Regions from separate parts of the Homo sapiens genome. Here all the other regions are linked to region 1. Evidence: read pairs that join two places in POLR2A ChIA-PET (ENCODE). Cell type or tissue: MCF 10A. All regions are shown on one strand.

What was found. ChIA-PET counts read pairs that join two places held together with the same protein. Peaks named below come from ENCODE experiments on the same cell type or tissue, not always from the same donor. Only the 100,000 strongest peaks of a DNase experiment are listed, where the experiment ranks them.
Region 2: POLR2A ChIA-PET joins it to region 1 with 5 read pairs; 3 of 35 experiments call an interaction of 5 or more read pairs at or near these places.
Region 3: POLR2A ChIA-PET joins it to region 1 with 6 read pairs; 2 of 35 experiments call an interaction of 5 or more read pairs at or near these places.

What each region holds. Positions count from the first base shown.
Region 1 is chr1:232,137,714-232,145,713 of GRCh38, forward strand. No RefSeq gene overlaps it. Among named protein-coding and RNA genes, the nearest start is that of DISC1-IT1, 220 kb to the left of the region's middle. In MCF 10A, no CTCF peak of the experiment used is centred here; DNase peaks (open chromatin) are centred at 4,908, 5,178 and 5,508.
Region 2 is chr1:232,331,536-232,339,535 of GRCh38, forward strand. No RefSeq gene overlaps it. Among named protein-coding and RNA genes, the nearest start is that of SIPA1L2, 290 kb to the right of the region's middle. RefSeq lists an enhancer at 649-1,629. In MCF 10A, no CTCF peak of the experiment used is centred here; a DNase peak (open chromatin) is centred at 3,496.
Region 3 is chr1:232,205,299-232,213,298 of GRCh38, forward strand. No RefSeq gene overlaps it. Among named protein-coding and RNA genes, the nearest start is that of DISC1-IT1, 280 kb to the left of the region's middle. In MCF 10A, a CTCF peak has its summit at 6,015; no DNase peak of the experiment used is centred here.

The sequences.
Region 1 (8,000 bases):
TCATGGTTCCCCAAAGATTGCCACTATAGAGACAAAAGAATACCTGCTTGTTTAATGTCATTATTTCATTTCTTATTTTTGCCTTAATGCCTGATCCATCTACGATGTATATAAAAAATAAGACTATGAGTCAACTTTTCGTAATTGCCTTTAGATGTTCAGCTACTCAAAAAAAATTTAGTTGCCTTAAAATGTAGGCAAAATGAAATAGATACAGAAGCTGGCCTTTCCTATTTCTCTTTTCTGTCATTGTTTTTGTGACCATTCCATAACCACCAAAGATCAGCCAGCTGGGCCATCTCTGAATTGCCACAGAGGGACTGGAGGGAGGAAAATTCTACTAAATTGGTGTTCCGCAAAGCTCTTCTGTTTTGGGCACTTGGCTTAGGAGCAGGTTTACAGAATCCCAGGCACACTTCTCTGCATCCTGCCCCTGTCCCTTCCCCCAACTCCTGCTTCAATTCTGAGTTTTGGGGATAATGTTTCTGGGGCTACTTTGGAAAGCCGTGGCCAATATCCAAAGTCACATAGGGACTGTGTATGTGCACCTGTGTGCAGACGCACTGAGCAGGGGCGGGGATTGGCTGATCCGTGTTTGATTTGTGGCATCGGGCAGATTCACATTTAGTAATTTTGTCTTCTTTCTGCCTACCTCACGCTAGCCAACCCCAGGACACCTGTGCACCTTAAAAACCATTTTCCTCAGAATTTCTGGATTTATTTTCTACCCATGTTTTTAAATAAATCCTTCCTAATTTCATCCAGGAAGTTCTTAATTTCCTTTGGCCTGTACCTTTTAAAACATATTACACTTTGTTTATTTCCCTGAAAGAAGGGCTATCATCTTTTCTGGGAAAACGTTATAATAAGGGACTAAAATGGCAACTAGAAACAAAACAAAATGAAACAGGAACTCTTCTGTGAGCAAATGTGATGCAATTGTGTATCACTGTTGACACTAGCTCTGTTTCTGGAAAAAGTTGTATGTAAACTACAACAAGTAATGTTGTTAACGCCCTAGGAGGTTCATTTCTTTTTTTGTTTTTTGTTCTTTGTTTTTTTTTTTTTTTTTTTTTTTTGAGACGGAGTCCCACTTTGTCGCCCAGGCTGGAGTGCAGTGGCGTGATCTCGGCTCACTGCAAGCTCTGCCTCCCAGGTTCACGCCATTGTCCTGCCTCAGCCTCCCGAGTAGCTGGGACTACAGGCGCCCGCCACCACGCCCAGCTAATTTTTTTTTTTTTTTTTTTTTTTGTATTTTTAGTAGAGACAGGGTTTCACCGTGTTAGCCAGGATGGTCTGGATCTCCTGACAGGAGGCTCATTTCTATAAACACTTTTTATAAACTGGTTTTAATCAAATATTGTAACTACCCCAAGTGTTCTGTTTTGGCAAAATACATATGTATGAAAGCCTGTGGCTTTAAATATAAAGATTCGTAGAGAACGGTGGGATAAGTAACTTTTATGGTTTGTAATATGACTTGTTGTGTGTTTCACTCTTCTCTCCAGCAACCAATTATCTAGTGCCTGCCAATGATACGGCTTCGATGACTGGAGGAACACTAGGGTTTTTGGTATTGCGCCGATTAAGATAAAATGACACGGACACACATGGAGTGATTTTAAGGAGCAGAGAATTTAGTAGGCAAGAAAGAAGAAAACAGCTCCCCTGTACAGAGACAGAGGGAGTGGGGATTTGAGCAAAGAGAAACCCCCTGTGCTGCAGAAAAGTGGTCGCTAATATTGGGATGCTAGAGGAGGTGGTGTTTGGCTTGCATAGCGCCCAGGGGATTGGTTTGACCAGGTGTGTTATTTACATAGCCAGAGAAAAACCTGGGCTTCCCACCTTATTCCTTTAATATGCAAATGCGGGTTGTCATGATGTTCCGAACACAAGGTGGTGTTATTTGGAGGCGGCCATGACACTTGGCACAGGTGGTGACAAGGAGAAGACTGAGGGAATTGCCATTTTGGCCATGTTGGGTGGACCTAGCTTTTAGTCGCCTGCATTTGCATATTAAAGCTTGCTGGCCTGGCTCTTTAAGCCTAGAAAATAAATGGTTTGAGGGTTGTTTCTCATAGGAAAATTTCCACTGAGAACCTTTACCCTTACTATTTGCCTAAAAATTATTTTTTAATAAGTCCCGTATTATCGACTCTAGACCAGGTGCTACCCAAAGCCCGGTTGTTCTCCCACCCTGTGCACCTTGTCTACGTCAGGGTGCTGTTGAAAGATTATTGAGGCCATGTCTGTAGGAAAGCCAGAGCTTCAAGAACAACAAAAACAATGTAAACAGGACTCCTTTCCTATTCTATTAATTCTATTGAAATTATTGAAAAATAATTGTCCTTGCTTTATTTTAAAATTACATGTATTGGTTTTCATCACCCAGCAGCCAGAATACATTTGTAATTTGTTTTCCATCTCACTTTTTGCCTTTTACTAGTCTTGTCATGAGATGAAATTGGTAGTTTTGGGGCAGTAATTGAGAATAAATCAAGATTCTGTGTTTTATAAGTATTTTGGAGGAAAGTTTCATTAAAAAGAAAATTAACTTAGGTTCTTCAGACAAAATGCCAGGGAAATTTTGACAAAGTGAGCTCCCCAAATCTAACCCGTCTAAGTCATGTGGTAGCAGAAACCCACAGACTCTCACAAAGACATGCAATGGGCTCTAAACTTAAGTGCAGATACTTTGATTACATTTCTTAAATTTCTCCATGAAGTTTCATGAGAAAAAAGAACCGTACAAAAACACAATGGCAGAACAATCACATTCTTCAGTGACCTCCTCTTGTGTGTTAACAATGCCTACGATGCATCCCTCCGATGAGCAGCAGGGCTGCACCTGCCACGAGGGGCTGGGCTGCAGGCTGAGCCCTCTGGCTTTGCTGAGAAGGGTGGTGATGGCATCGCCTGTACAAAGATTTCCAGAGGTACTTGCAGAGGAGGAGGGCAGACCATCAGTGCCTCTTCACCTATAAAGTCATGCAGTGGGACCTTAGAGTTATGATGGACTCATATATGTGTGTTTTCCTCAAATTTCCTGATTTTAAATTAGACAATTGAAGGATCAGAAAATTTGCAACTAAGTGAATATTAAAATATATTAAACAAGTGTTTTTCTATGGATGAATGGATAAATAAAATGTGGTATATCTATACAATGGAATATTATTCAGCCTTGAAAAGGAAGGAAATTCTAATACATGCTACACCATGGATGAACCCTGAGGACATCATGCTAAGTAAAATTAGCCAATCATGAAGAGACAGACACTATATGGTCCCACTCCTATGAGGCTCCTAAAGAATCAAATCCATAGAGACAGAAAGTAGAATAGTGGTCACCAGGGGCTGTGGAGAGGGGGAAGAGGGAGTTAGTGTTAACAGGAACATTGGGAGGGCTGGGGTGGGTGGATCACCTGAGGTCAGGAGTTCGAGACCAGCCTGACCAACATGGTGAAACCCTGTCTCTACTAAAAATGCAAAAATTAGCTGGGCATGGTGGTGCATGCCTGTAATCCCAGCTACTCGAAGCTGAGGCAGGAGAATCACCTGAACCCGGGAGGCAGAGGTTTTAGTGACCCGAGATCGCGCCATTGCACTCCAGGATGGGCAACAAGAGAGAAACTCTGTCATGAAAAAAAACCAAAACCAAAACAAAACAACAAAACAAGAAAAACAAAACAAAAAAATAGGAACAGAGTTTCAGTTTGGGAAGATAAAAAGAATTCTGTGGATGGATGATGCTGGTGCTTGCAAAACCATAAGAATGTATAATACTAAAGCCACTGAACTATACACTTTAAAATGTTTAAGAAGGCTAATTCTGTGTTATGTGCATTTTGCTGCAACTTAAAAAACTTAAAAATACATTAAAAGAATTCTCAATTCTGACAGCAATGATGATTGGTGGCACTGTTAAGGTGAAATTTTCTCCAAATGCAACTGCATTCTATTTAGTCAATTTATAATTAACATATTAAAGATCTCATGTCTAGAAATTGACCAATTTACTAAGATTGTTAAGTGTGAGGATGTTGGGTGCACCACACTGTCATAGTAAAAACCTGGAGCAAGCTGAATTCCCATTCATATGGAGCAATTAAATAAATTATGATGATTCCATAAAAGAAGTGCCGTGCAACAATTATAAAGGCAATTGTGCCAATGTAAAAAGAAGTGCAAAATAAAACATGCAAAACAGGAAATGATGATCAGTATACATAGCATCATCCCAGTGAAAACAGAAAAATCTAAATAAAAATAGTAAATACAAAAATATATGTGTATGCTTGCATTTACTTGGAAAATGCTGGCAGCATATCTAACAAAATGGTAATGATAGTTACCTAATCTATCTTAAATATGGTATAATAAATTCATATATAAATAGTGAAGTAAGACAAACCAAAATAGTGATTAATTCTGCCAAATGAAGAAGGGGTTGTGAGTTGGGGTCTTTTACTTTTCATTTTCCATACTTTCGTATTATTTGAGATTTTTTATTTTTACTAAATGTGAAAAGCAAATAAAAATAATTAGAACATTTAAAAACCAAAAAATTTTATGCATACTTCACTATTTTGTAAAATAATATAGAGTAAAAATAAAAAACAGAAAAAAGTAATGCAAGCCAATGTGGAAATAAGTATAATCCAGAAAACAACCATGAAGAAAGGATCCCATCCAGACTACAGGGAACAGACTGAGAGACCTCAGTGGCTTCCAGTTGCTAATGTGTGTGATTCCCACACTGGGTAACACAGGAGTGTTTGACCAACAATCAACTGAATACTGGTTCTTGTTTCTCATTGTCATGGAATTTGCCGAATCTCACTTTTGGCTTCACAGAGGACTTTGTGAGCTCCAAGCATGAAAAGTGGCATTTATAACTCCCCCTGGAATTTCCATGTACCCAGGACACTGCCAGGCCAAAGGATGAATCACAGCTTCTTAGAATTGTGGAAGCCATTTTGGAAACAGCTGCCAAGTAACTAATGCTATTAAAAATAGCTCCCTAAAAAATGAATTGCTTATTTTAAGAAGACAAGAGTGGCTTGAATCTGTGCTGCTCACATTTTTCATCTACTGGGCACAGTGCCCGTGGATCCAAGAAAGCCCTGCTTGTCAGATGGGAATACCATCTGTACAGATGATGCCCCGCACATGCAAGAGCCTGGCATTTTTGGGCCAGGGCTAACCAGGGTAAAGTCTGAATCACCCCATGTGGAATCCGTCTCCTACGGGGTGTGGACTGTGGGGCATGAATTCCAATTGCGCTTTCCTTACATAACTTTGCTCTTCAGATCCCTGGTTCCGAATGTGGGGTGTATGCAGTATGGCCCACTGGAAGTACATGAAAATGCTAGAAGGTGAATCTACATGTATTTTTTGATCTAATGAAAACAAGCAGGAAAATAAGTTGTACTGACAGGTAATGTGCAGACTGATACTGCTGTCTTGACTCAGACTGTGTTGGGCAATTGTCTTTCCCTGTGAATTCCGTGAAGAAATGAACCCATCCAGACCCATCCCATGGCAATAGGATTGATGGTGCCAACCTCCCATGTTTGTTTTATGCCCCCTGTGTTGTGACGTGGGGCAGTTAACCTATTTCTGGCTTAAACAGTGTCAAAAATAAACAAAGCCAGGCACTAGTTAAAGTGGTAAGAAGAGACTTCAATCAGCACTTTGATTTGTGCAGCAGTGACTAGGCATTTTAAAGGAAGAATAAGGGAATGAGGAGAGGTGTGAGTGGGGACTCAGGAGAGTCAGGGAAGTGAAAAATCATCAAAGGCGGGAGGGAGGAAGCTTGGTCCATGTGGAAACTATCTGGATTTTCTAAGTGCTCCTTCTCAAAGCGCTGCCCTTCTGGAGGCTGGGAGACAGGGTACTTATCTTCAGGTTTTGGCTGAAACAAACAGTAAATTCCTTGGGCAGCCCTGCATTTCTCAGGCAGGCACTTTAAGGAGATTAGGGGCATGCTAAGGATGTGGCCTTGAGCTGCTAGAAACTGTGTTTGTGTTTGTTCAAGCCTTTATAGGCCAAGGATGAGGCCTAGTGGAGAAGGGGGCTCAGTGGAGCCTGACTAGAATTTGGTCAAGAAGAGAGTCTTTGTCAGTAGCCCTGCAGATATCATCTGTCTAAGAATATAGGATGATTGTCACATTTTGTAATGAGGTGAAGGAATGATCATACAAATAATTTGTGCCTCTTAGAGGCTCCTAAGTTATCTCAGGGCAAATAAAGTACAGTTATAAAGTTTAAGGATGAATTAGAAATTTTTCATTTACAAAAAGACAAGTGTGCCAAATTTGGAAAATATTTAATAAGGACATTCTTGTCACTAGAACACGGATGTTTTTGAAAACGAAGGAAAAGATATACACAGGAACACACACATTCATGTACAATGTGGAGGTGACAAGTTAACAGTAACAACGAAAGTACTTTTCAGAAGCAACTCATGTGACGTAGAGAGCAGTTTGCAAATATTTCCATTGGTTATGTGATATATTTTTCCAAAAATTTTGTATTTCTCCTCCCAAAACAAATAAATCTATGATAATACCGGACCTGGTTAAATGCATCTGCCTTGAGTCATTCGGCACCCCTTTGGGCCCACCCCTCATTCCTAAACTCCCCCAGCTGTTCTTCCTATCCTAGAATTCAGGGGCCAGACTTCAGACCACCCAGCACAATAGGAGCCCCAGCAGAGCCCAGGTCCAGCCCAGTGGCACTCACAAAAGCCATGGCTTCCACAGTCTCTGCCTGCAGGCAGGGAATATAACCCAGAAGGCAGGAAAGCTACAGTGGTTCATCTTTGCAGGATATTATAAAAATAATATCAAAATCATCAAAAAAGTGAGAAATTTTTCCAATTTATTACACTGTATTTTAATTATAGATGAGAGGAGAGGATGGTCTGCCAACTTATTTTCTGTGTATAGGAACTACACAGAAAATAAGTAATGTCTCATTCTGTTAAATTTTCTGCTTTTGAGCAAATGTGTATAATGTAATATATTAATTTGTAACAATACATAAGGAACACATGCTCAAAAGTTTTTAACTAATAGGGCTTCACATTCAGAAAAGTTGGGAGTCGACTGCTTCAGACTCATGTGCCCTGAAGTACACGCAGCCCCTGGGTGGAGGCAGGATAAGGAAGTACAGCTGACAGGCTGAACACCTGTAGGCCAGAGAGCAGCTTTTTGGGGCCTGGAAGGCGTGGATGGGACAACCTGGCCTTGATGTCAAGTCTTTAGAGCATCCAGTCCATAATATTAAATATTACCCAGAATGTGATCTGACGGGGATCCTTCCGTTAGATGTGATGCCATATTAGGACGTAGCACACTCAGGGCCTTGATAACTATCGTTTTAGGGTCATAATACCCTCCCAAGTATTCACCAACAATTTGCTCTGCCATTCTGTTGATTCCGTGTTCTTTTCATTCTCTTTAGGGCCAGAAGAAGCCTCTAGGTCTCACACATAGAAAATAAGTTGGGAAGGCTGGGCGCGGTGCCTCACGCCTGTAATCCCAGCACTTTGGGAGGCTGAGGCAGGCAGATCACCTGAGGTCAGGAGTTCAAGACCAGCCTGACCAACATGGTGAAACCCTGTCTCTACTAAAAATACAAAAATTAGCTGGGCGTGGTGGGCGCACCTGTAATCCCATCTACTCAGGAAGCTGAGGCAGGAGAATCACTTGAACCCTGGAGGCGGAGGTTGCAGTAAGCTGAAATCACGCCACTGCACTCCAGCCTGGGCAACAGAGCGAGACTCCGACTCAAAAAAAAAGAAAAAAAAAAAGAAAAGAAGTTGGCAGAACACCCTCTCCTCCCAATTGTAATTAAAATATAGTGTAATAAATTGATCAAAATTCTGACTTTTTGATGACTTTAATGTTTTTTTAATATCCTGCATCAAATTTTATCCCAAGAATATTGACTCAGTGGGTGTGTGTGCATACCTGCGCATGTGTGTTCAC
Region 2 (8,000 bases), 190 kb after region 1:
TGGAATGTGAGGAGCCCCTCTGCCTGGCTGCCCAGTCAGGGAAGTGACGAGCGTCTCTGCCTGGCCGCCATCCCATCTAGGAAGCGAGGAGCGCCTCTTCCCGGCCGCCATCCCATCTAGGAAGTGAGGAGCGTCTCTGCCCGGCCGCCCATCGTCTGAGATGTGGGGAGCACCTCTGCCCCGCCACCCTGTCTGGGATGTGAGGAGCGCCTCTGCCTGGCTGCCCAGTCTGGAAAGTGAGGAGCGTCTCTGCCCGGCCGCCATCCCATCTAGGAAGTGAGGAGCGTCTCTGCCCGGCCACCATCCCATCTAGGAAGTGAGGAGAGCCTCTTCCCGGCCGCCATCCCATCTAGGAAGTGAGGAGCGTCTCTGCCTGGCCGCCCATCGTCTGAGATGTGGGGAGCGCCTCTGCCCTGCTGCCCCGTCCGGGATGTGAGGAGCGTCTCTGCCTGGCAGCCGCCTGGTCTGAGAAGTGAGGAGCCCCTCCACCCAGCAGCCACCCCGTCTGGGAAGTGAGGAGCGTCTCTGCCCGGCAGCCACCTCGTCTGGGAGGGAGGCGGGGGGGTCAGCCCCCCACCCGGCCAGCCGCCCCGTCCGGGAGGGAGGTGGGGGGATCAGCCCCCCGCCCGGCCAGCCGCCCCGTCCGGGAGGTGAGAGGCACCTCTGCCCGGCCGCCCCTACTGGGAAGTGAGGAGCCCCTCTGCCCGGCCAGCCGCCCCGTCCGGGAGGGAGGTGGGGGGGTCAGCCCCCCGCCCGGCCAGCCGCCCCGTCCGGGAGGGAGGTGGGGGGGTCAGCCCCCCGCCCGGCCAGCCGCCCCGTCCGGGAGGGAGGTGGGGGGATCAGCCCCCCGTCCGGGAGGTGAGAGGCACCTCTGCCCGGCCGCCCCTACTGGGAAGTGAGGAGCCCCTCTGCCCGGCCAGCCGCCCCGTCCAGGAGGGAGGTCGGGGGGTCAGCCGCCCCGTTCAGGAGGTGAGGGGCGCCTCTGCCCGGCCGCCCCTACTGGGAAGTGAGGAGCCCCTCTGCCCGGCCAGCCGCCCCGTCCGGGAGGTGTACCCAACAGCTCATTGAGAACGGGCTATGATGACAATGGCGGTTTTGTGGAATAGAAAGGGGGGAAAGGTGGGGAAAAGATTGAGAAATCGGATGGTTGCCGTGTCTGTGTAGAAAGAGGTAGACATGGGAGACTTTTCATTTTGTTCTGTACTAAGAAAAATTCTTCTGCCTTGGGATCCTGTTGATCTGTGACCTTACCCCCAACCCTGTGCTCTCTGAAACATGTGCTGTATCCACTCAGGGTTGAATGGATTAAGGGCGGTGCAAGATGTGCTTTGTTAAACAGATACTTGAAGGCAGCATGCTCGTTAAGAGTCATCGCCACTCCCTAATCTCAAGTACCCAGGGACATAAACACTGTGGAAGGCCGCAGGGTCCTCTGCCTAGGAAAACCAGAGGTCCTTTGTTCACTTGTTTATCTGCTGACCTTCCCTCCACTATTGTCCTGTGACCCTGCCAAATCCCCCTCTGCGAGAAACACCCAAGAATGATCAATTAAAAAAAAAAAAAAAAAAAGAATTCTGAGAACAAGGAATGGCTACTTGGATTTCATCCCTGGCCCAGGGTCTGAGAGCTGGAGAGTTAATAACAAAAAGTGCTGGAAAGTGCTGTCCTCTCTATGCCTCCCCACCCCCACAGAAAACTCTACTAAGGCACAAGTAGCACCTTCAGGACTAACCTTGCTGAGAGTGGCACAAAGGGGAGCGTGGCATTCTCCCTGCTTTCGCCGTGAACTCCCCAGAGTCCTCCAGTGCCCACAGTGCATGGCAGTCCACAGTGATCCTAGGGAGCACATCTTTCTCCTCTTCGTGTTGCTGTCTGTATGCAGGGGCTCAAGTGTGGGAGCCAAAGGGGCCTGACAGAGACAGGGGAGTCCAGCAAACTTCAGCCCCTGCAGAGCAGCTGCAGTTCCCAGGGAGTGCGGAGGTGCCAGTTAGACAAGGCAGTGCTGACCGAGCGTGGTGCCAGCACCTGGGACAACTTTACGGTGGCAGGCAGTGCCCTTGACTGCAGAGTCAGCACCAAGGACTGGATGTGGTACACATGTCCCCAGCTCTCCAGGGGACCCTGAACCTGCCTCACGCACAGCAGGTGCTCAGTGAGTGGATGAAGGAATTGACTTGAGTGATGTTCACAAAAGGAGCATGAAGCATCCAGCTATGGAGATGAGACACAGGGAAATAGATGAGGCCGACTTTTCTTTTCTTTTCTTTTTTGTCTGTAATTTCTAAACTGTGGCTAAAGAAAATGCCAGTATTTGGTTTAATTCCCATCTGGCACCTTTTTCAGCGGTAAATTGATTTCAGTGTTTTTTTTTTTTTTAAAGTCTCATCACGAAGCTTCTATAGTTAGGTATAATTCATCAAGGTTTAGAATTAGCCCAAATTTCTCTAAATCCTTCTTTATTTTTTCACACAAGGCTTCATGATTGTTGGTTTGGAACATTAAGATGCAAATGATAGAGGAAGCGTTACACATTTAAATGTGCAGGGTTGGTGTGGCATTAAGCTGTTCTGGAAAAGAACCACAATCCTCCTCCGGTTTGTTAAGATGGAAAAAATGGGAGAGTGGTGAAAAGGGAGGAAATGTTAGATTTATCTCGATTCATGCTTTGTAGGTCAAGGTGAAAGAAAAGACTATAAGCTTTTCAAGACCTAATCACTGACAGACACGCCTAGCAAAGATCCTGCCTTACCCAGCCAAAGCAGAAAGACCATGGAGGGATTGGAGACAAGAATGGTCTGTTTCCCACTGAGCCCTTAAACTGAGGTCTCCCTGGCCCATCCGTCACTTTCCCTTGGAGAGTTGGTGTGCGTTCCTAACAGAGTGTGTGTTTCCTCCTAAGAGAATTAAAAGTGACAAGATGAGGAGTAATGACATCATGACAGAGGCCAGGCAGTTCCAAATGTGTTCTCCCCAAGGTATGCCACTGCCCAATGTCCATTGTGACTTGGCTCACATCTTCCTCCCTTTTCCTACCTTTCCTCAGTGTCTCTTCTCCTTCCTCCTCCTTCCTCCTCCCTTTTGCCCCTCCCCTCCCCCTTTTCTTCTCTCCCTCTTCCCTTCTCCTCTTTCTCCCCATCATGCTCTCCCATCCCTTTCCCCTCCCCCTCCTTCTTCTGTCCTCCCCTTACCCTTCTCTACCATCTTCCTCCCTTCCCCTCCCTCATCTTCTGGCTCTCCTTCTTCTTCTCTCCTTCCCTCCTTCTTCTCTTTTTCTCCCTCATGTCTCCCCCTTCCCCTGCCCTCCCCTTCCTCCTCCGGTCTTCGCCTGCCTGTCCCACAGTGGCTGAGCCGCCCTGCCCTCTGGCCTGAAGCTCTGACTCCACCTTCTCCATCCCAATCCTCCCCGCCAGAGCCACACACACACATTTGCCCCGGGCTTGGTGCTGGCTTCTCTGAAATCCACCCACCTTGGGAAGGATGAGCCACGTGTTTTTGGGCCTCGGGGCCTTTGAGCATGAGCTGTAAAGAAGGATGAGTGTTTCCGTTTGACTTTGAGCCAAGCTCAGTGGGGAGGAGCGCTTCACCTGTAACGTGCTTGACTTGCCTGGCAAAAGGGCAGCAGGAACCCTGCCCTGCTCTGCCCACCTAAGCCCAAAGGATAGAAGGAGGGCAAGTCTTTTCTCGTGTGGCCGCCCTGGCCTGAGGACATTGCTGGTAGTCTTGTCAGTCCTTCCTGGTCTGTCTCTTTGCGTGGAGAGAGGGATGGCCTAAAGTTGGGAGGCTGAAATGGAGGAAGTTTGGTGATGTCACAGAGGCAGTGTGGTTCAGTAAAACCGGGGTGCTGGCATCGCCACTGTAGCTATGGGCGAGACACCTAACCTCCCTGAGGGCCAGCCCCTCCTTGTCAGGTGGGGTTATGAAGCTCCCCTGTTGAACGTTGTTGGGGTGAGGACATCAGATGTGGTAGAGCAGGAAGAGGCGCTGTCTCCTTTCTTGTGGAGACTTCTCAGAGAAATCATTTCCGCTTACCTATTGACAAAGGGGTTTACCAGAAGGTCAAAAGGGGGCTAGGCCCCAAATCATTCCTTTTCTGGTTTCCTCCTCTCTGGGGGCACTGGGCTTTCATGAATAAGCTCTCCTGCGGCTCTGTCACCAGACAGGCTCTTTCTGCTCCTGGATGGTTGCAGGCCCCATGACTGCCTGGTGTACCATTCTCCCTGGGCTTTCCTGTTCTCTGTCCATTTCAAAATTCTCAGCTTTTGCTCCCACAGCTGACAAGCTCCCTCTCCTCCTTTGCTGGGTGTGTCTTACTCACATTTCCAAGAGGCTGCCTCTGCATGTCACTGTGCCACAGTATTGGCACCCAGTCAGGGGCAAAGCCCCGGCCAAGCCAGCATTGGAAGAAGGGAGGGGTCCTGAGACATGGCTGCCTCGGCCAACTGTTCAGCAGATGCTGTGGGAGGCCCCTTCTCCCCAGCAGGCCTGGGGGTGGTCAGTGATTGACAACTCTACCCACAAGGCAGAGGGACTGAAACCAGAACCACAGAGAAGGCAAGCAGCCTGCTTAGAGACCAGAGAAAAGCCTGCACTTCGCTTCTATTGCATCTCAAGTGTGATAAGAGCACATAGCTTCTCCAAGTCCTCTGAGCCAGTGGAGGGACTGAGCTAACATTATGATGTCCCTAGATGAGTAGGCGGTGGCAATTTGTGCTTTTTTATTTGGCAATAATATTTAACAAGACATTTGGGTCAGTGGGATCAATTAGACCACACTAGAACTAATTAGAAGTGCTGTATTTGATTATAAACTCCCAAAAGGGTACTCATGGTGGCCAGAGTTATTTTTGTGTGCAGGACTTTAAAGAGGGGAACCCTTTGTTCAACAAGGGTGCATACTGAGAGCACAGCCAACTTGTTGGGGCACTAGGTGCTATTGCAGGGGAGGCAGAGATCCCCTCCAACCTCCTTAAGCTCTTATGAGGGCTCTTTGGCTGGATCTAGAAACCAAATTGACACCAGGCAGATTAACAAGAGAAAAACATACAAATTGCATGAGTTTTCCATGTGCATGGAGATCTTCAGAGGAGAGTGAAGTCTGAAGAAGTGGCCAAAGCCAGATGCTTTTGGACTCTTTAGACAAATAATGACAATTTCAAGAAGTGACAGGACAAAGAAAATCGGGCTAGGGCAGTAAATTTTCTAGGAGAGTCATTAGGAGAGATACAGGGGCAGGTGGAGGAGTGTAAAACAGATGGGAGATAAGGGTTACTGTGTAATATTTGTTCATTCAGGTCCTTTGCAGCCCCCACTTCCCAGTCTCTGGTGCTAAGGGCTATTTTCACATGCTAATATGGCAATGGCCCCCGCTCCCACCACCCGACCAGGAGAAATCTTTATGCTTACTGAACGCAGGAAAAGACAAGTCAGCTGACCCTTTCTGAAACGAAATTTCTCCAATGTTTTCAGCTCTAAATCATCAATCCGGCATATTTTTGTATGACATGTCCTTCACTCCTTCACTATCCAGCATGATTATAAAATCCACTCCTGTGTCCTTCGGGGGCTTCAGATTCAGCTGGGGAGACAGAAAATCAGGAGAATTCTTCCAAGAAAGACTATTCTGCATAATATAGCAAGTAGAAGTTGGAGAGCTAGGAACAGCATGAGAGGGTGGGGAGAGGAACAGAGGTGAGAGAGAGATAAAGTGTGAGCCAGTAAGATGCCAGCGAGCTGAGCACTGCAATGTGGACCCAGCCCCCAAGCCTTGCTGAAGTCTACTAATCTCATGGATTTTTGCATGAGGGATTTTTGTTGCTGTTGTGTGGTGGTGATGGTTGGCACCATAAGGTGTTCATCTGGTATGTTATAGAAAGAGCAAGAGGAAGCAAGGTCCAAGAGGCAGATGGAGCCACCTCACTTTCCACCTGCTATGATTTGAACATTTGTCCCCTCCAAAACCCATGTTGAAATTTAATCCTCAATGACTATTGAGAGGTGAGGTCTTTACAAGGTGATTGGGTCATGAGCCCTGTTTCCACATGAATAGATTAATGGGTTAATGGATTACTGAGTTATCATGGGAGTGGGACCAGTGGCTTTATAAGAAAAGGAAGAAAGACCCAAACCAACATGCTCAGCTCCCTCACATGTGATGCCCGTGCCACCTCAGAATGCCACAGGATCCCCACTAGCAAGAAGGTTCTCACCAGATGCAACCCCTTGACCCTTGACCCTGGACCTCTCACCCTCCATAATTGTAGCAAATGAGTTTCTTCCCTGTATAAATTACCCAGTTTAAACTATTCTTTTATAAGCATCAGAAAACAAACTAAAACACCACCCACCCTGAGCTCAGAAACTGGGATAAATTGTTGGGAGTATTTTGACATTCCCCAAATGTGAAATTCAGGGTGCACAACAAGAATTATAGATTAGAAAAGAACTAATTATGGAGTTATGTACATAGGGAATACAGTCCCAGCACCCTATCTTTGTACCATACATTGTTTCTTACAAAGAGACCTTACAACCTAGCACGTCAGTTAGAAATACTGGTAGATGGCTTATTAAACGCTCATGAATCGGTTTACGTGATTTATTTCATTGAATCATCACAGCAACATCGTGCAGTATGTATTGTTATTAACTGCTCCCCACTGCCCCTCTGCCCCAGTTTTACCGATGTGGGGAGTAAAGTGCAAGGACGTTGGATGGTGCCATGGAGCCCGCAGCTGGTCACTGGTGGCGAGATGAGCGCCAACACAGGCATAGTGAGTCTGGAATGAGCATTCCTCACCTGCGCCACACACTGCCTCTTTATATGGCCCTGACATCACATGACACAGACCAAGCTGTGCTGCAGAACCATCCCTGTCTTTCCCTCCAACCACTGGCAGAGAATTCAATCTGACATTCTGACATTGCCCAGTCATCATGGTGTCCCCACACCAAGGGCAGTATCCTGCCCAAAGGAGCTCAGCAACTTGTTGCAGGGGTGAGGTTAGCAGGTAGGTTTTAACTACTCTCAGAAAAGTTTCCAGACAAGAGGCTTTATACCCCAGCACATCCAGGTCTTTATCATAAGCCACTGAAAGCACACACTGTGTCTAAGATGCTGCATCTGAGATTCTCCAGAGGAGAGGGCATTGGTCATCTGCACGAGGTGTCAGGCTGGGGAAGTAAGATTTCTATTTTATCATGATGTCTTTTAAGATACTAAGTCCAGGAATGCCGTCTCAAATCCTATTGGAAGAAAAAGGCAAGAGATAAATACATTTCAATAGGGAAAGGAAACATGCAGGAACAGTTATGGAGAAACCCTGTCATGTTATATGCACCCTATGATGACTGCCCATGTTACTGATTTTGTAACATAAAGTAGAATGTATCCCCAGTGTTTCTCCTTTTGAAGGGAACAGACCTTTACAGCCAGTATCACACAGAAAGAAGCCTTGGTTCACAGAGTCCATGTGTGTGTCTCATGTTTTTGAGCCAAGCCACACCATGGCCCCCAGAGTCCTCGTGTCCTGCACAGCTGAAGGAGCTGGAATTGGCACAGCTGAGAGTACAGGTGAAGCCTCACCTGGCAAGACCGGCCCTCTATTCATGTCCTGCTTTTTGTGTGAGGTAGAAGGGGGACATTGGTCATGCTGGCCCCATAGACTTGGGTCTATAGCCAGTTAACAGCTGTTCCCTTGAGAACCCACTCATCCAGAAGGAATAGCTCAGTCTGAGCATCAGCCTTCTGGTGCCCTAGCTTGTTTGTTCTCCTCCCCAGCTCCGAGTGGTGTTCAAGAGAGAGGAAAATGTGAAGCTGTTAAGCATTTGGGGAAGAGGCATAGAGCCATCAGACTAGGGGCAAGGAGAACCATCAGACTAGGGGGCTAGGGACAGGGGTAAAGAGAGCTATCAGGCTAGGTGCAGGAAGAGTCATTAGACCACCAGAGTAAGTAAGGAGAGCCATGAGACTTGGGGCAGAGCGAGCCATCAGACTATTTTAG
Region 3 (8,000 bases), 68 kb after region 1:
AGTCTTCCGAGTAAGCTGAGACTACAGGCACATGCCACCACGCCCAGCTAATTTTTTTTTAAATTATTTCATTATGGGGCCTCACTCTGTTACCAGGCTGGCCTCAAACTCCTGGGCTCAAGTGATCCTCCTACCTTGGCCTCTCAGACTGCTGGGATTGCAGGCACGAGCCACCGCACCTGGCCCATTTTGGGTTTTGTGCCCTTCCTGAGCAGAAGTGGTGAATTCATTACTACTCCACCCAATATCTTAAGCTATTCAGTGCCAGTTGAATCCAACAACATTTTACATTTAAAGAGAATCAATAGCATTGCTTCTTGTTTTGTTTTCTACAACTAGCTTGCAATTAGAAGATAACTTATAACAATTCTAAAAACTTTTTCTGTTGATAATAGTTATAATCTTATTTAAACAAACCTATTGCATACAAAACTGACTGTCCCCAAAAAAGATTTTATATGATGCGAATTTCCTTTCGAATAGAATTTAATACTTTTCATTATAAAATAAATAGTGTGGTCAAATGTGATTATAACAAAGTGCTATTTATTTATCAATGGGGATTATATGATGAAAAGTAGATCTGGATTGTGTTAATAGAGGTATAGTCCCAGGTACTCCTCTGCAAGAACTTTGCAAAGCGATATAGACATTCCTCAACTTATGATGGAGTTATATGCCAAGGAATCCCTCATAAAAAATATCATAAGTCAAAAATGCATTTAATACACCTAACCTACCAAATGTCATAGATTAGCTTAGTGTACCTTAAATGTGCTCAGAACACATACATTAGCCTATAGTTGGGTAAAATCATCTATCACGAAGCCTGTTTTATAAATATAAGTATTGAATATCTCATGTAATTTATTGAATACTGTACAGAAAAATGAAAAACAAAATCGTTGTTTGGGTACTCACCATTAATGTACACAGCCTAAAGCACACTGGGTGTGAAGAGGGTTTTATGCATTGAACTAAAATTAATTGCTGGATAATGGGGATGCTACAGTTACAGGGTCATCACATTTCTCTCTCTCATGCTGAGGCTTGAGAATAGCTGCTAGAAGACAGTGGGGCATTGACACTTGTTGATGGTTTGGCAAGCATAGAGCTCTTCAGGAAGATAAGTTTTAACTGTGCAGTTCGTTTCTTCTTTTCTTTATATGTTTCTCTATAGCAAGCAAGAGCATCCTGCATCTGCCTGTCAGCACTTGAGAATCTCTGGTAATGGACGTCCATTTCTTCTACCATTCATAAGCCACTGCTGAGAGTAGCCAATGCCTCCACCAGTTTCTTTGCTGTAAACTTTCTTGGTGCGTCAGGTGTAACTTACTTTTCCTCTGCCTCAATTTCATTCTTTCTTTCTTCCTCAGTCTGATCAGTTTCTCCTTGGGAAGCTCTTCAGTCCCAATGCTGACAAGCTCACGAATATCCTCTTCATCACTGACAAGCTCACGAATATCCTCTTCATCAGCCTCCAATTCTGGCTGTTCCCCAAGCACTAATATTGTTAGTTACTATTTCATCAAGAGCAGAATCTTTGTTAAAGCCTTTGAATGCGTTTACACACGTCTTCAAAACTTTCCTCCAAATGCCATTCATGCATTGTTGTGTGATGGCTTCTCATGCTGGAGCAATGTTTCATGCAGTATTTAGAATGTTAAAACCTTTCCAAAACTCTCAGAGCGTTCGGTCAGATTCAGTCTCTTTAACAGCCTTTGCAAATATTGGTTGTAAGTAGCATGCTTAGAACACAGCTATTGTGCCTTGGTCCATGGGTTGAATGAGTGCGGCTATGTTCAGAGGTGGCAAATATACAACCTTTACATCAAGATGGATGTCACCGGATAAGCTATGGAGGACCTGGAGCATTGTCTAAGATCAGAGCAATCTTGAATGAGATGTTGCTTTGCCTACAATACTCTCTTGCCTGCAGAATAAAACACTTCAAACCCCAGTCTTTAAACAATGCTGATGTCATCCAGGCTTTCTTGTGATGGCAGTAATAAACAGGAAATGGATGCTTGTTCACATTCTCAAATGCTCTGGAGTTCCCTAAGTGGCAGATTAGGAAGGCTTTAATTTGAACCCTGCAACATTTTGACCCAAAAGCAGCATTCCAGGGTATTTGAATGCCTTGAATCCTGGCATTGTCTTGGCCTGTTAATATACATATGCACCAGCATACGCTTCCAGAGCAAGCTCATTTTATTGACATTAAATATTTATTCTGGCAAACATTTCTCATCCACAATTATCCTATGGAGCTTGTTCTTAAATACTTAAGGACCTTCAGTATTGGCAGTTGCTGCCTCACGGCTGAACTTCACATTATGAAAATTATGATGCCTTTTGAAGTGCTGGAACCTGCCCATGACTTGCTATAAGCATTTGCATATGGGAAAGATCATAGGAATGCTCTTTTAGTGTATTGAAAAGAGTTCTTGCCTTAGACTGGATCATCGGTAGGCTAAGCAGTATGTGCGTCTGTATCTGGTCTTCCACTCACGTGACAAGTAATTTTTCCAAATCGTCAATCAGCCCAGCTCTTTTCTTTGTGGTAACAGTAGATTTGACTGATGCTGATGGTTCCACTGCATCACAAATTTGCTTGTTATTCCTTAAGATGGTCGTGGCTTTCTAAAGTCCTAACTCACGTAAGATGGCCATTGCTGGCTTGCTGTCTCCAAACTGGGCAATTATTTGGAGTTTTGGCTCAAGAGTAATTGCTTCTGCTTTTTCTTCTCCCCAGATATAGATGGATGTTTTGCAGACATGATGGGATGCGAAAATTAAAAACACAATAGTCCAAAAAACACGGGAACACAGTACACTGTAGAGTATCAGTTGTTTGCCCTTGTGATAGCATGGATGATGGGGACCTGTGGCTCACTGTTGCTGCCCAACATTGCAAGAGAGTATTATACTGCATATCACTAGGGAAATGCTCAAAATTTTAAATTCAAAGTATCATTTCTACTGAGTGAGTTTCATTTTTGCACCATCATAAAGTTGAAAAATCATAAGTTGAATGATTCTAAGTCGGGGACCATCTGTTTACTCTTATCTTAAGCAGGGCAGTAACCAACCCAAAGAGGCCCCAGAACAACTAGCTCTAGTCCTGAAGTTGGCAAACTTTTTCTGTAAAGAACCAGAGAGTAAATATTTTAGGCTTCCTGGGCTGTATGATCTCTGTTGCAACTGCTCAACTCTGCCCTTTCAGGAAGAAATCAGCCATAGACAATCCATAAATCAATAGTGGGGACGGGCACAATGTCTCATATCTGTAATCCCAGCACTTTGGGAGGCTGAGTTGGGTGGATCGCTTGAGCCTAGGAGTTCAAGGCCAGCCTGGGCAACATGGCAAAACCCCATCTCTACAAAAAAAATACAAAAATTAGCTGGGCATGGTGGTGCACGCCTGTAGTACCAGCTACTTGGCAGGCTGCAGCAGGAGGATCTCTTGAGCCCGGGAGGTCGAGGCTGCAGTGAGCCATGTTCATGCCACTGCACTCCAGCCTGGGTGACAGAGTGAGACCCCATCTCAAAAAAAAAAAAAAAAAAAAAAAAGGTGTAGCTGTGTGCCAATAAAACTTTTTTGTGGAACCTAAAATTTGGATGTCATACAATTTTCAAGAGTCACAAACTATTGCTGTTCTTTGATTTTTCTTCAATCACTTAAAAGTGTACACAGGCCATACAAGAACAAGTGATGGGCTGGACTTGGCCTGCAAGCTGAGGATGTGGACTCCTGTTCTAGGTCATGAGACAGCCTGTTAAATATCAGCCCAGCTTCTGGAAAGAAAAACTAAGGAATTAAACTTGGTTCCAGTGATGTTAATGTGCATTTGACAACATAAAATCTATTCAGGTAGCTTGTCAAAAAATTAGCAAGAAATATTTTTGTAGGTACAAAACGATACGTTTCATTAAGAGATAGTAATGAAATTCATGTGAGTGTACCTATATGTATATATTATAGATGTATGTGTGTGTGTGTGTATGCTTATATTTCTTCCCCCCATAACCCACACTGAGTAAATACACAACAATGGGAATTATTTTCATGTTCCTGTCTGCAAGTAAAGGGTTAATCTGTGGACTATTAATTGCTCCTGAAATCCAGTCTGGAGCTGCTGCTGACACCAAGGAAATATTCTGCATTTATATTCAAAGCTGACAAACCTTGAGAAATCCTGCTGCTGGAAATGTGAGTAAATGTGCTTTCATCTGCAGTTTCTCTTTACCGTGCAGCTTGGAATGTGAGTACTGGCATCGTTGGGCACTGTCAGTCACCGCAACTGATTCAGAGTGAGACTGTAATTGAGTCAGAGAACTTCAGATGATGGTCTTAGGAACGATGCCATCTTTTTACCCACCTGAGGGGAATCTGTCCTTCTGAATGGAGCTATTTATTCTATTCCTTGGTCATCAGCTGTAAAGTTTGGGCATCATTAGAGATGACAGTGATTCACCTCCTTCAGTGGTATGTCGAGGGCCAATGGGAATTGTCAAAAAATCTAGGTGATTTTAATTTAAGATGAAAACTCAAATGTACTTCAGAGCCCATTTTCATTTTGTCATCCTTAGTTTTGAGAAAACTCCTTAGTATTATGCTCACTGTTTTTGGAATTTTCTTTTGTAGCAGCGGGTGGCTGCATTCCTTCACTTAAAGGCATTGTAATGATCCATTGTGTAATTTTATGGCCAAATAGCTGATAGAGATAAAACTTCTCATGAGTAACATTATCATACTGCCATTTGTTCCCAAAGCTACTTCTAAAACTTATTTTTAACCTTTGTCCCCTAAAACACTCTCTCACACTATTTTCTGCATATCCCCAAGAGACAATAATTTTGTACAAAATTTTCCTACGGGTAGAAAGTGGATAGACTTTTTCAAACTACATGAGCCTCACCTTCCCCCTGAGATTCTGATAAGTTTTCTCCCTCCAGACTTTGGGAATCCATTTGTTTGAATGTAGGGGTTTGAATCACATCACTCAAGATTCTGTATGTCTCTGATTCTTAGATTTCTCCATGACACTTATAGTGATTTACTGCAGACTATTGACTCATTTTTTTTCTTTTTACCAAGTCACTAATGCATGTACAGTTTGATACCAGGATAAAGAATGACATAATTTTCTTTCATTAAGAGTTCTCATTGGCCAAAGTCAGAAAGAAAAACAGAACAAAATGAATGTCTGCCTGATGCAAAATGCTAATCAGGGTCCAGGGAACTCAAAACAAATTAGACCAACTTCTCAGTACTCTGAAGAGGCTACTAGACCTTATTTCTACTTTTGCAGCAGAAATGTGGGAGATCCAGTTTGAGACCAGCCTGGCCAACATGGCGAAACCCTGTCTCTACCAAAAATACAAAAAATTAGCCAGGTGTGGTGGTGGGCACCTGTAATCCCAGATACTCGGGAGTCTGAGGCAGGAGAATCACTTGAGCCCGGGAGGCGGAGGTTACAGTTAGCTGAGATCATGCCAGTGCACTTCATGCCAATGCACTCCAGCCAGGGCAGAGCAAGACCCTGTCTCAAAAACAAACAAACCAACAAAAACCCACAAAAACAAACAAAAAGACAAGAAAAGAAAAATGGAAAAAACAAAAAAACAAACAAAAAAAAAAAACAAGAAATGTGGGAGGTCCTGGGGAGGTTAGGAGGAGAAGCACAGTGTGGTTGGCCTTCCCAGCAATCATAGGCACTGGATTTCCTTCCTGGAAGTAGTCCATCCAACTTTGACCCCCATTTCCAGGTTATCTCAGAATACCAGCGACGTGTTCAGTGTTTAAGTAGGAATATCATTTGCCATGGGTGGAGAAACAGGCCTAAAGAAGATAAATTCCGATCCAAGCCATACACTTAGCAGGGAGAAGACTCAAGGTAGCAATCACAATTGTCTGCCCTCATAGGTTGCCTCTCTTCCTCCCTCCTCTCAGGGGGTCACTCACTGAGAGAGCAGCATGGGCCAAGCCACATGGGAACCCAGCAGGATGCTGAATGCTGGGGTGCACTGCCCAGCTCTGCCTCTAGGGCTGAGGCACTCATTTGTTGGCTGAGCTGCTGTTAGATGGAGGAGGTCGGGTCTTCTCCCAAGGGACAGTGAGCATCCAATGACTGCTTGATGAGGAGGATATAAAGAACTGGCACTTGGTATGAAGAATTGGCATTGGGCCTTAAGGCAGGACAACTCTGAAGGGTCCTCCAGGTCCCTGAGGATTAGCTGAGGCCTTTGTTGTGAATGCATTAAGAGTAAATCCCAGCAGAGGTGTGCTGGCTTGTGTCTGTAATCCCTGCACTTTGGGAGGCTGAGGTGGGGAGATCACTTGAGGTCAGGAGTTTGAGACCAGCGTGGCCAACATGGTAAAACCCCATCTCTACTCAAGAAAAAAAAAATAAAGAAATAAAATAAAATAAAAAAATTAGCCGGGTTTGGTGGCAGGTGCCTGTAATCCCAGCTACCTGGGAGGCTGAGGCAAGAGAACCGCTTGAACCCAGAAGGTGGAGATTGTAGTGAGCCAAGATTGCACCACCGCACTCCAGCCTAGGCGACAAAGTGAGACTCTGTCTCAAAAAAAACAAAACAAAAAAACAAAATTAAATTCCTACCTCACCACATTTCTCATTCCTGTGAACATAGTCCCCTATATTCATCCAAATTAAGGATGCTCCCCAATAAACTTCCTTTCTGCAGAAAGGAAAGAAAAGAAACTGGAAAAAACTCTGAATTGCGTCAAAAACAGCTTCCTAAGGAACCACCAAAACAGGTCAAATAATAGCAATTATCTGGGAATGGAGTTTTGAGGCTGAAAATCTTTGCAGGACTCCCCATTACTTTCAGGATAAGATGAAAAGTCTATACTGGGACACGTAAAGTCTTTTAGGGTCTGGTCCCTGCCTAAATCCCCAGTCTCTTTGGCTGACAAGCTACTTAATGTTTAGACTGACCCTATTTTGTCCCCTCCAGTGGCTGCCAGGCTCCTGTTTTTCACCTGATTGAGAGCTTTTGTTTTCAAAATTATTGTGCAGCTGGGGAGGGAGGATAATAAGGAATAGGGCAAATTAGAGCAACACAAAGCTCACTGTTCTTACTGAGATTCAGCTCTTTTTCTTGAGAAATGTTCCCTGGGTTGCTGCAAGTGTTTTGTTAAGTTCCAGAGTTCTGGAAGTGGGAATTCCTACCATTTTTTGCCAGTATTCTCATTGCTTTTATAAAGGATGAGATTTTCAGAAGATCTTATTCTGTCATTTTTACTGATATCCAAACTAAGTTTTAAAGAGTGAATAGAGGAGAGGTTTGTTATGGCAAAGGTGACAGCTTGGGCGAAAAAAAAAAAAAAACAGATGGGAGAAAGTTTGACATATGCAGAAGCACTGCAAGCAGCTTGGAATTGCTGGAACATAAAGTTGAGACAAAGGAGCACAAGGAAAAAAGTTTGAGGAGGCAGGCAGTTGTCAGATAATGAGTGGTCCATGTGCTACATTTGAAGATGTTTAAACTTTTTTTGTCTCTCTCAGCTGTTTTCCTTTCAGGGCCAATTTCAAACCTCAGTGATTGCTGGAAGCCGGTATAGCCATGCAAACTCACAAGTTTTGAATTATCTGATACTAGTAACCTTCCCCTCACCATCTAAGCATTGTTCACCTATGGTCAACACTTCTATATAATTATCTCTTTAAAATTTCTAAATGCATTTTTAGCTAGCTGAGCCTAGCATTCAATACCTATCACTGCATCAAAAATAAATGGGCAGTATTTGTAAGACCTCTATTAACTGATTACTGGAGACTATTGAGAAGTGCTCCCATGTTCTTACTGGAGATTATTGAGAAGTCATTACTGGAGATTATTGAGAAGTCATTACTGGAGATTATTGAGAAGTGCTCCCATGTTCTTACTTTGGGGTATAACTCTTGATGATACAACTGTACCAGTAAGTGTTAGTTTGGAAAAATAGAAACCATTTTAGGTATTTTCACTAG